Regions from separate parts of the Homo sapiens genome. Here all the other regions are linked to region 2. A link is a contact called in ENCODE Hi-C or POLR2A ChIA-PET data. All regions are on one chromosome and are shown on one strand. Each heading gives the region's core, a stretch centred on a gene start or an enhancer-like site at or near the end of the contact. The rest is flanking DNA. Distances are from core to core; before and after follow the strand shown.

Region 1 (3,447 bases), core at 802-3,301, 280 kb after region 2:
GTGAAATAGGCTCATTGCTAACAACTGGGACAGTGCAGAAAAACAGAGAGAACATACTGTTAACATCTCAGTGTACCTCATTCCACATGTTTTCTTTGAATGTGTGCAGGAGTACGCCTGTCCCTCAACCAAAAGGGCACCAATTCCTGTCATTAATTTTACATTGATGTCTACCTAGGTAGTTTGCAGCTTTAAAAACATTTTTGGAAAACTTTGGACATATGAATCTTTTCACTTGTCTATTTCCCTAGGATAAACTAACTGGAAGTGGGGTTTTTGCCTTTTGCTTATTTTCATTTTCAGGTATGGAACATCTTTTCTGATCACTTTTCCATCTTTTTAGCGCTTCCATTCTTCAGATGATATGCTTTTTTGTCATTGTTTTCTACTTTTTGCTGCTTTTAATGTGATGTTTATTTTGATAATGATTTTTATTACCTTCATCTCTAGCTGTGTTAATGCTTTTTGGAGACTTAAAAGGTGCTCCGAATTGTCTGTAATTTCTTTGAGAGTTGAGAGTATTTTTCTGAAATGTTTCCCCTCTCCCTTGGGAATTCGGAAATATTTTCCTTTTGCTTGTTTTCTTTTTCACCACTGTCTTTCCTTGTAGAGGCGTCTCCGCATGCCTCGGTGTGGATTCTTTGGCTTAGGAGGGGACCTGCCATGTACCCTGGCCTCAGGTCGGCTTGGAGGGTGGGGAGCATTGCCTCCTGGGGCGGGCGGCTCTGTCCTCTCCTCTCCGGCCTGCCCTGCCTTCTGCCGGCTGGCTGTGCCTCTGCCTGCTCTACCCGGCGGGATGAGATACTCCAGGGGGGCTGCGCCACTCCCAGTAGGGCCCTTGCTTCCCAGATGCAGGGTCAGGGCCCAGTTGCCTGGGGCCCACAGTGCAAAGCTGGCCTCTCTTCCAGGAAACCTTCCTGGTTAGGGAAGTGGAGATGCCCTCGTGGGCCAGGCCTGCTGGGGACTTCTGTGTCTGCAGTTGGGCCACGGGAACGTACCTGCCACCTCAGTTTCAGAGCCTCCTGCCCCTGTGCTGGCCTAAGGTCCTGCTGTGTTCTCAGTTGTCGCCTCAGCCTGGGGCAGAGGTCATTGTGCCCGGCAGGTAGTCTTTGTCATCTGTGGGTTCAGGTGAGAGTAGTTCCTAGTTTTATTGCAGATGGACTTTTCTTCTCACTCTCCTTCCTTTATTAACTTCAGCGTGGGCCACAGCAGCCTAACGTAAATGCACCTTTCATTTAATGGCTTTTACTAGAAGCCTCTTCATAGCTATTTTTAAACCTGAGGTCCACTAACATGACTCCAAATTAGAGCCAGGATACTCACACTTGCCAATTTACATTGTGTGCTGTTCTTATGAAGCCTAGGATCAAAAAAGACCCAGAAGTAAAATCAAGTTTCTTTTGTATAGCATGTGGTTTATGCGTGTGGGTGACCGAGTCTGCCGGATACTGAGTCGTGGATGGCAGCTTCTGGCGGTGATCCGTTCAATAGAAGCCATTGATGACCGGCACCGCATCTGCAGGCTTCACCCTCGGGGCGGCTGGCAGCTCCTCTCTTGCAGTCGAGGGGTGTCCTGCGTCCTACCATAGTTCAGCACCATCCTTGGGGGCCACTTGGGAGTAGAGGGCTTCCGGGCCCCAGTGCGGGGTCTCCTGTTGCTGCCTCCCCTCTCTCTGTATTCTCTGTCTCTCTGCAGCGATCAGACCCGCGTCTTCGGGTCCGCGCCCACCCTGGCCTCACCTGCTGCTTCTCAGCTGCTGTTGATGGAGACCAGCTGTTTGACCTTTCGTAGTGTGTGCCTTTATTACGCACCAGAATGTTCTGAGAGCAGGACTGAGGCCCCACTCTGAGAGGTGCAGTTTGGGCAGACCGGGAATTTGGGGCAGCTGTGTTTGTGCTTGGAGACCTTTTTTGCTTGGTGCTTCTGGAGGGTCGAGGTTTCTCAAATCTGAGTGCCGAATCAAAGTTGAGTTGTACTGAGAGAGCCGCAGTTAAGTAAATGTATGCAGACTTCCTGTCAGGTCCAGCCGCGGGAGCACATTGGTTGAATTATTCATTTGGTTTGCCCTTCAAGTGTTTAGTTCTCTTTTTTTGGGGAAAAAAACAACTCTGTGGGGACACTTGGATAGAGAGGATTTTCCCGAAGCTGTAAACTTTGGAGGATGGCATGACTGGTCTCCTCCCAGCCGGAGCGGAGCTGCGGCCTCTCCCCCCTCCCTTGGCCTTTGCTGGCACCTGTAAGCCCCCGGAGGCTTCAGTCTTTGGGCCTTCCAGGTCCACGCTAGCTGGCTGCTGTTTTCTGCTACAGGAAGTGGTGGATCTGAGACTTGGTACTCCGTCCCATCGTCTCCACAAATACACCCGTTCCTGTCAGGCCGCGTGTTCTGGTGTTGTTTGGAAATGAGGGGGTCTAGATTTCAACTGACCTCTTACGGACATACAGGGTAAGCGTTGGTACTTGGACGTGTAGATGGAGAAAGTAGAGTAAAAGACAAACGCATAGAAAGTAGATTGCACCATCAGCCTTTCTAGGGCTGTGGGCTGCTTTGCTTCCCGTCACTTTCACTCCAGGAACAAGGGACTAATATGGAAAGGAACCTAGGAACCGGGAAACCCGAGCATTTATTAGGCTCAGCTGTATGATTTTTAATGTGTGTTTCTTTATCTGAAGTGCATGAACTACCTTGTAGGCTGTTTCTTGGGTCTAGGAAGCCATTTATATTTATATGCTGGTTTCCTGAAAAACACAGAGTGCTCTGTGAGTATGAGGGGTTACTGTGTTGTCACTTGAGTTGACCCTGGAGTTTGAGGCTGGCCCTGTTCTGGTTACCATCAGTAAAAGGCAGAGCTGGGAGGAAGTTGGAACCTACCAATTGGCCGTTTTTTTTGTTGTTGTTGTTGTTGTTTGTGCATAGGATGAATGTATTGTTTTTGTCAGTCCTTTTTACCTTAACAGACGAGAGAGTTGGCTGGAATGGTCCCTACTCAGCAATATTTATTTAGGTTTGCACACCTTCCAAAACGTTGCTTATTTAAGTCCCATTTACAATGCTTTAAAATGGCTGACATATCAGTCAGCGCTAGGGTCGGTGGAGTGTGATGTCAAGAAAGTATTAAATCATGAGAGCTGATTACCATGTCCAGAAAATAACGCAGTCTTGTAAATAACCTTTGTCTTCAGGTCGGGATAAGAAATGAGTTATAAACGGCCCATGGTTAAAGTCCTAGTGGACCCTTGGAGAACAGCGGGTGGAGATGGAACGAGCTTTGACTCACTTGTGTTCTGTGTCCTTTGATCTGTGCCAAGGAAGAGATTGCTTTGAAATGCACGATTTTATTTTCTCAACTAAATATTGTAGCAGCAGTAATGGAGTAGTGAGTGGAAAAGTATTGCTCACTCTATTCCACATTTCCCGGAATTTATGTGATACACCCTGCTAACCCCCG
Region 2 (3,293 bases), core at 121-2,620:
CCTCATGACATGAGCTAGGCCATAAGTCAGTGGTTCTCTAAACATGGTCCTGGAACCTTTCAGTGAGTCTTTGAGGCGGTACTCTTGCTACTGAATGTCTATGAGGCTGGGTTTTCTTTGTACGCAATGACCCAAACAGCCTGTCAAACAGGCTGTGTGCAGAATGGATGCACATTTGGGCTTATCTTGCAAAATCAGACAGTAAAGAGAGTTGTAAAAATGGAAAATACTACTACTCTTCACTCTTTTTTTTTTTGGAAAAAATATCCTTTTTTATTTACAAATGCTATTTTTAAAATATGTAATAGGCTTATTGTTTTCATTAAATTAATAAGTAAATCTTAATTTTGTTTCAGTTTTCATATCTAGTATTGTAAATATTGAGAGAGAACAGTCACATAAACTTTGAGGTCCTCAATAATTCTTAAAATCTACGAAGGGGTCTTGAGCTCAAAAAGTTTAAGAACCACTGTTGTAAATTGTCTAGTCTCAAATGGTCCTCAAAATTAAAAACTAAGCATGAATTAAAAGGATAACATATTGAGTGTACTTCATGTTTAAATATTAAGATAATTTAAACCCCAATAAAGTTTTCTAGGTATCCTACAAAAAAAGAAATAGATTGGTTATTACGTGGTTTTAACAGTTCTGCTGTTTCTCCACCTTGAAAGGCCTGGGTGGATGGTCTTTTTTGTTTGTTTGTTTGTTTGTTTGTTTTACTTTTTACTCTCAAATATGAAACCTGCCACTGAAGGATCAAGGCCCACATACTCTTGGCTTTGAACTCCTCACTTCAGGCGAATTTCAACTGAGTTTTTCTCTGAGAAGAGGCATGACTGCATTGTCTCCTTGCAGAAACCACCCTGGCACCTCTGCCGAGTCAGACCTCTGGAGTGTACCATTTTGTTTGGAATTAGATAAGGAAAGCAACGATGCCAGGAACAATTAAAGATTGGAAAGTAGACTATTTTTAGTGACCTATCCTGCAGAGCTGATAAAATGAAGCTTGCATTTGCTCATCTGATTGAGTAACAGGCTGAGATAGTTATTATGTTAGAGCCTAATGAATTAGCCTGTGAAATCAAGTGCAGACAGCCTTGGGGAAATTGTGAATGGAGTCCCCTCTAAGTAATAACTAAGCCTGTGACAAGGACCCCTTTATCAGCTATTTTCAGAAGACGGATTCGTCACCTTGTCCTTGAAGCATAAACTTAGTAAATCTTTAACAAGGTCCATAGTACATGACAATCTGTGGTGATTAGGATGTGACACAGCAGGGTTATAAAGTCCTGAGCAAGCCTTGCACATCCAGATTGAAACTAACGGGAAGCAGAAAGACTAACATGTTCTAAAAGACAGGAAAGCAGAAATTACCAGGCACGTTTTTGCATTGGCTGCCAGGATGTTGCAAGAAAAAGAGAGATGAAAATCTCTGCCAGAGAGGAAGGACTTTGGGGAAAATCTGGTGGGAGATAAGTGTATAACACAGTTGAATAAAAATCATTGCCCTTTTCATCTACATTATTAGATATAATTAAATGCCTGAGATGTTCTCTAAAGTGACTTTAAGGGACGCTACCTAAAAATACTCAATTCTCTTAGCAGCAGGTCTCAGATGAGTTTTTATTGGCACCAATTCCACCTTCCTTGATTCTGAGCCGAAGAGCAGACTCCTTTCCAGCTGCTTTTGATTAATAAAGAGAAACCTCCAATTCCTATTCACAATTTTGTTTTGCAAGACTGAGCCTGTGTAGATTGAAGAATTCAGAGTTTCCTGTGGTGTCAAAATTCCCCATGGCCCATGTAGTTCTGAGATCCCTCCCTTGTTAACGAATGCAGTACCAAGGTCCTGGAAGGATGCAGGTAGCATAGTTGGGAGATTGAAGAAAGTCTAAGAAAGGAACTGTTTTTAAAAGTTCAGAGAGGGTTTAGGGAAGCCAACAAGGGATGTTGCAGTGCCCCGAGGTTAGCAGCAGCTGGGCGTCACCCCTTAACCTTAGGGAGAAAGGGAGAAATTACATAGAAGGACCACCTGGCAGGACCTGTGAGCTTTTTAGTAAAGGACTCCTGAGGGCACCCACGCAGGGAGGAAAGGAGTAACTGCCCACCTCACTCTCCTCCTGCCCCCCAGCCTCCTACTGGGGCCTATCCTTGGCCAAACTCAACAGCAACCAGACAGGAAGTCACCATGCACGAGTCCTGCAGTGTCTGCTTCTCAGAGCAGAGCCCAGGAGAACAGGGCCCAGAGGAGCTCCAGAGGGAAAAGTAGAAAGTACAGGTGATCCTCATTATCCACCTATCTGCTGAAATTTCTTTGTAGCCTCCAAATCAATACTCCTTGGTACTTTTGTGGTCATTCAGGGATATGTACAGAGCATCAAAAGATTTTACCACTCAACTATGTTTCCAGCTGAGGCCGAACCAGGCAACACTCTGCTTCTTGTTGCAGCTCTCATCCCATTGTCAGAGGTGTTCAAACCAGACTGACTCCATCTTGAGTGAGGGCTAGGAAAATGAGGCTGGGACTTGCTGGGCTGCCTTCCCAGAAGGTCAGGCATTCTGAGCCTCTAGATGTTTATGGTTAAGGGATCAAATTAATAATGTTTACTAGACAGACCCAGACTTGAGAGTGTCTAGATATCTCAATATCTGGAGAAGAAAGGCGTTCCTGATTTTTCTTTAAAGCTAATAATATCGATTTTTGCAAAATACAGTAATTAAGAAAATTAATCCTTTATCACAGATCCTCATAGCAGAGCACATCTCCCCATATATACGAGTAATGTACCTGGGATGGATGTGTTCCTCCTCTTACTTTCAGGAACAGCCTCCTCTGTCTATGGAGTAGCTGTACTTTGACCACTTTTTACTTTCTTAATAAACTTGCTTTTACTTTGCACTGTGGACTTGCCCTGAATTCTTTCTTACACTAGGTCCAAGAACCCTCTCTTGGGATCTGGATTGGGACCCCTTTCCTGTAACACCATGAACAGGCCCCCTTTTGGTGGTCTACTTTATGCCATGTTTTTCACATTTGTGTGGATTTTGTTGGCGGTTTGCTGTTTAGAATGGCTTTCTGGGGTTCCTAAGTGCAAGAACACTGCCATGTGTAAGTTACATAAGCTTTGTTCAAGTGTGAGTTCTAGTGCTGTTGGCTATATATTTAATGTTAATGAATCAACAATATATATTTAGTTAGATGTCTTTAAACAAAACACATAAAACAAGTGTAGGTATTGATTGGTTAATGAAAATGTTGTAACCAGAGGCTCCCAGGAACTGAACCTTGCATT
Region 3 (3,531 bases), core at 957-3,456, 260 kb after region 2:
ATTTCGAGACCAGCCTGACCAACATGGTGAAACCCCTTCTCTACCAAAAACACAAAAATTAGCCAGGCGTGATGATACACGCCTGTAATCCCAGCTACTTGGCAGGCTGAGGCAGAATTGCTTGAACCCAGGAGACGGAAGTTGCAGGGAGCCGAGATCGCGCCATTGCACTCCAGCCTGGGCGACAGAGCGAGACTGTGCCTCCAAAAAAAAAAAAAGTTCTCTGTTTTCTGCACCTCCGGTTTAGCGTTGTCTTCCTCTACTCCCCACCCCCCCCCTTTTTTTTTTTAAACCACTACCTACTTTCCAGCTTCTGAGATTTCATTGCAGTTGTCTTCTCTCTGTTTCAGGTATGTGGTGGTTTTTAGATTTATGATTTTAGTGGGATTTCAGGATTGACCCAATTAGATGCTGCTGTCTGTGTGACCCCTCTACCTCCAAGTTGCTATTCTTCAGTTTATAGGTGAATAAAGACAGGGCCAGGCAGGTGAGGAAATTCCAAGAGCTAGGACTGACTGCTGGGCCAGGGCGGCGGGCAAGAACTCGGAGCCTCCGTTCTCTTCATCATGAGATTGTGCCTCTTATTTTCTCCCTGTAAATAAACAGCAGTATACATGTCTGCTTATTTTTCCATCTCTCTACTGGTCGGTGGCCTCCACCTCCCCAACTTGAACTGAGAACCTGCTCTTCTTGCTTCTCTCATTTTTTTGGTCCCAAGATCCTGTGGACACAGAACGATGTCCGGGAGCCTCATAGGATCTCTCTGGAGAAACGCTTGCTTAAGTTTATGATGCTTTGGGGTTCCAACCCCCTGGTCCAGAATTGAGTATGTGCTTCTTGGCAGGGCGGAGGTGGCATCAGTCTGGTCGTATGTTCCGTGGTGGTCGGTGCAGGACTGGGGCACACGTGTGCCACAGATGCCGAATAGCCCGTCAGAGGGCCTGGGTGTTATGTGGCTGTCCCAGTGGCCATGTGTTAGCAGATTGCATGTTGCAGAGTCAGTGGTGTCTGCGCGCTGGGGGCACTGCACAGCGCTGGCCATAAATCCATAGCATGTTAATGGATGGAGGACTTGAAGGGTGCGTATCTAAACAGCGAAAGCTCTTCTTTGGGGTATGGCCTTCAAGTGATTTCTTGCTTAAGGACAGAGTACTTTCTTGGGTAGAATTTTACAGCAACGAACCATTGAGTAGAAATGAAAAACAGTCTGGAACTTGGGACTGAGCCTTAGCCCGCAGTTATTTTAGGTATAGTTTCGTCGAACTTTGGAAGCGTGTTCAATGTGGTGACTTCAAAGTTATTAAACTGCCACTTGAACTCCAGATGAAGAAAGGTATTGCTTGAGGAGCGTTCCTGTGGTATGTGTGATGGATGCAGTTTCCTGGTACCAAATATTTCTTGAGAGGTAATTCACACAGAAAAAGCTGGTAGCACAAAGCCTCACTTCTTCAGCAGTTCTGCAGCAGAGCTTTCTTCTCCCACCTGCTTCCCTGTTGCTTGCTGTGGGTAGGTGGAAGGACTGAGCCTGTGGCATGGCTGGATTTATGTCAGTCTAGAAAATAAACATCTTTGGAATTTGTTGCCCTTCATGGGAAGCCTTGTCGGAAGGGGACTGCTTTGATTGAGTTTTCTTCAGTGAGGGCCAGGCCTCTTGGTGAACCCTCAGGGTCTCTGCTGAGGGAATGGCTGTCAGACTAATTTTACAGATGAGAAAACCGAGGCTTATGAAACCTGCCCAAGGCCTCGGCTAGAAAACAGCATCACTGGGGCGGAAGCCCTGACTGGGAGGCCAGCATGTGTGTTCTTTTCCTTCCTCCCGACTGCCTGCTCCCTGGCGTGTCAGATTCCCTGCACCACATCCCCAACACAGCTCTGCCCTCCTGACCGTCACATTGTCCCTCCAGCCTCCATGAAACAGCTGAGTTCAGGGCTGTGAACAGAGGGTGTTTTGGGCGTTTTTATTTCCTTGTTTTTAACCTTTAAAGAAGAGTGTGTTCATGTTTCATTGTTATTCATTTTTTTTGAGGAAAAGAAAAATCTCCATTTCATTGAGGGCAGGTCCTTCCCCCATAGCCTGGCGTGCTTCTGGCTGGCAGCGTGCCTGGCACAGCAAGGTGGGCAGCTGGCGGTGTGGGTCCTTGTGGTCCTGTGCCGGAGGGGCTGGGCCTTCTTGGTGGCGGTTGTCTGCGTGAGAGGAGGTAGCTGACCTTGGCTGCCACCCCCATGCCTACCGCCTGGTGCTGGAGCAGAGGGAGCCCTGGGCCTTCAGCCCACCGGGCTGGCACTGCGCTGTCTGTGCACTCCTCCTGATCGGGAAACTTGTTCCTGGATTATTTTTAACTGGCTTCCTGGAATTTAGGATTGTGGGTGTGGGGGGCGGTGACTTGGACTTTCAGATGTTTTCCTTGTTCCTTTATCTCCATTCTCTGTAGTGAGCTCTGAGCCCCACCTCCTTAGGGTGGGCATGGAGCTGCTGACTGGCTCCTGTTCATTGCCTTTCAGGTGTTGCCCAGACTGTGTTGTTTTGGATGGTGAAGAAATAACTGAAAAAGTACCCTCTAATCGAATATAATTTTTTTTTTTTTTTTTTGAGATGGAGTCTCATTCTCGTGCCCAGACTGGAGTGCAATGGCACGATCTCGGCTCACTGCAACCTCTGCCTCCCGGGTTCAAGCAATTCTCCTGCCTCAGCCTCCCAAGTAGCTGGGATTACAGGCACCCGCGACCACACCAGGCTAATTTTTGTATTTTTAGTAGAGACAAGGTTTTGTTTGCCCTGTTGGCCAGGCTGGTCTCAAGCTCCTGACCTCAAGTGATCCTCTCGCCTTCGCCTTCCAGAGTGCTGGGGTTACAGGTGTGAGCCACCGCGCCCAGCCCTCTAATAGAATATAAGGCCACTCAGTGTCACCTGGAGGGGTTGGTAAAATGCAGACTACAGGCTCTGCCCTGCTGCCCTGGAGTTTCTGATTCTGGGCGTCTCGGAGGGAGTTTGTGTTCTGAGCAAGTGTCCTGGTGTATTGCCGCCTCGAGGATGACACTTTGAGAACCACTGCGCTGGAGAATCAAAAAAGAATCCTGAATCCTCATTGCTCCCCACTCTAGTGAAGCACACAGTAGCCTTGCCCATTTGAAAAGCAGAGCAAGCTACAATCAGTGCTTGCAGCCTATGGCTTGTATTTCCAAAGACTGACTTTGGAACCGCTGACCTAACTTTGGGAATTGAATAGGCCTGTAATTATAAGACTCATTAGAGCCTTTGCGATTTTAGCATGTATTTATAAACCTGTTGGGGGCAGAGGATGTGTGTTCCATGTCTTTTTGACCTTGGAACCTTATTTTTATTTTTAGAAATGGGAATCTCGCTATGTTGCCAAGGCTGGACTTGAACTCTTGGCCTCAAGCAGTCCTCCTGCTTCTGCCTCTTAAGTAGCTGAGATTACAGGCTTATGCTACTGCGTGCCACTTGGAACCTTATTTCATAAGGAGTGCATCTCTCAAGATCTAGGGTGCAGTAGTCTTTTTGGAAAACCC

The links. Hi-C counts contacts between places; a loop is a spot of excess contacts on that map. ChIA-PET counts read pairs that join two places held with the same protein, here RNA polymerase II (POLR2A).
Region 1: a loop to region 2 is called in a map of CD8-positive, alpha-beta T cell, with 2.2 times the contacts of the local background. The contact joins two enhancer-like sites. A Hi-C loop is called at or near these places in 1 of 168 maps with a recorded cell type or tissue (CD8-positive, alpha-beta T cell). POLR2A ChIA-PET finds 5 or more read pairs at or near these places in 2 of 52 experiments (GM12878 and T-cell).
Region 3: a loop to region 2 is called in a map of heart left ventricle, with 4 times the contacts of the local background. The contact joins two enhancer-like sites. A Hi-C loop is called at or near these places in 1 of 168 maps with a recorded cell type or tissue (heart left ventricle). POLR2A ChIA-PET finds 5 or more read pairs at or near these places in 4 of 52 experiments (AG04450, BJ, GM12878 and 1 more).

What each region holds. Positions count from the first base shown.
Region 1 is chr13:98,541,840-98,545,286 of GRCh38, reverse strand. The region is part of intron 1 of STK24 (serine/threonine kinase 24); the gene reads left to right. Among named protein-coding and RNA genes, the nearest start is that of STK24, 34 kb to the left of the region's middle. Within about 2 kb of position 2,051, at least 10 of the 41 ENCODE cell types and tissues checked have a DNase peak (open chromatin) inside an H3K27ac peak, as active enhancers do.
Region 2 is chr13:98,820,093-98,823,385 of GRCh38, reverse strand. The region is part of intron 45 of DOCK9 (dedicator of cytokinesis 9); the gene reads left to right. Among named protein-coding and RNA genes, the nearest start is that of DOCK9-AS1, 10 kb to the left of the region's middle. RefSeq lists an enhancer at 2,040-2,540. Within about 2 kb of position 1,370, at least 7 of the 41 ENCODE cell types and tissues checked have a DNase peak (open chromatin) inside an H3K27ac peak, as active enhancers do.
Region 3 is chr13:98,564,691-98,568,221 of GRCh38, reverse strand. The region is part of intron 1 of STK24 (serine/threonine kinase 24); the gene reads left to right. Among named protein-coding and RNA genes, the nearest start is that of STK24, 11 kb to the left of the region's middle. RefSeq lists an enhancer at 1-341. Within about 2 kb of position 2,206, at least 24 of the 41 ENCODE cell types and tissues checked have a DNase peak (open chromatin) inside an H3K27ac peak, as active enhancers do.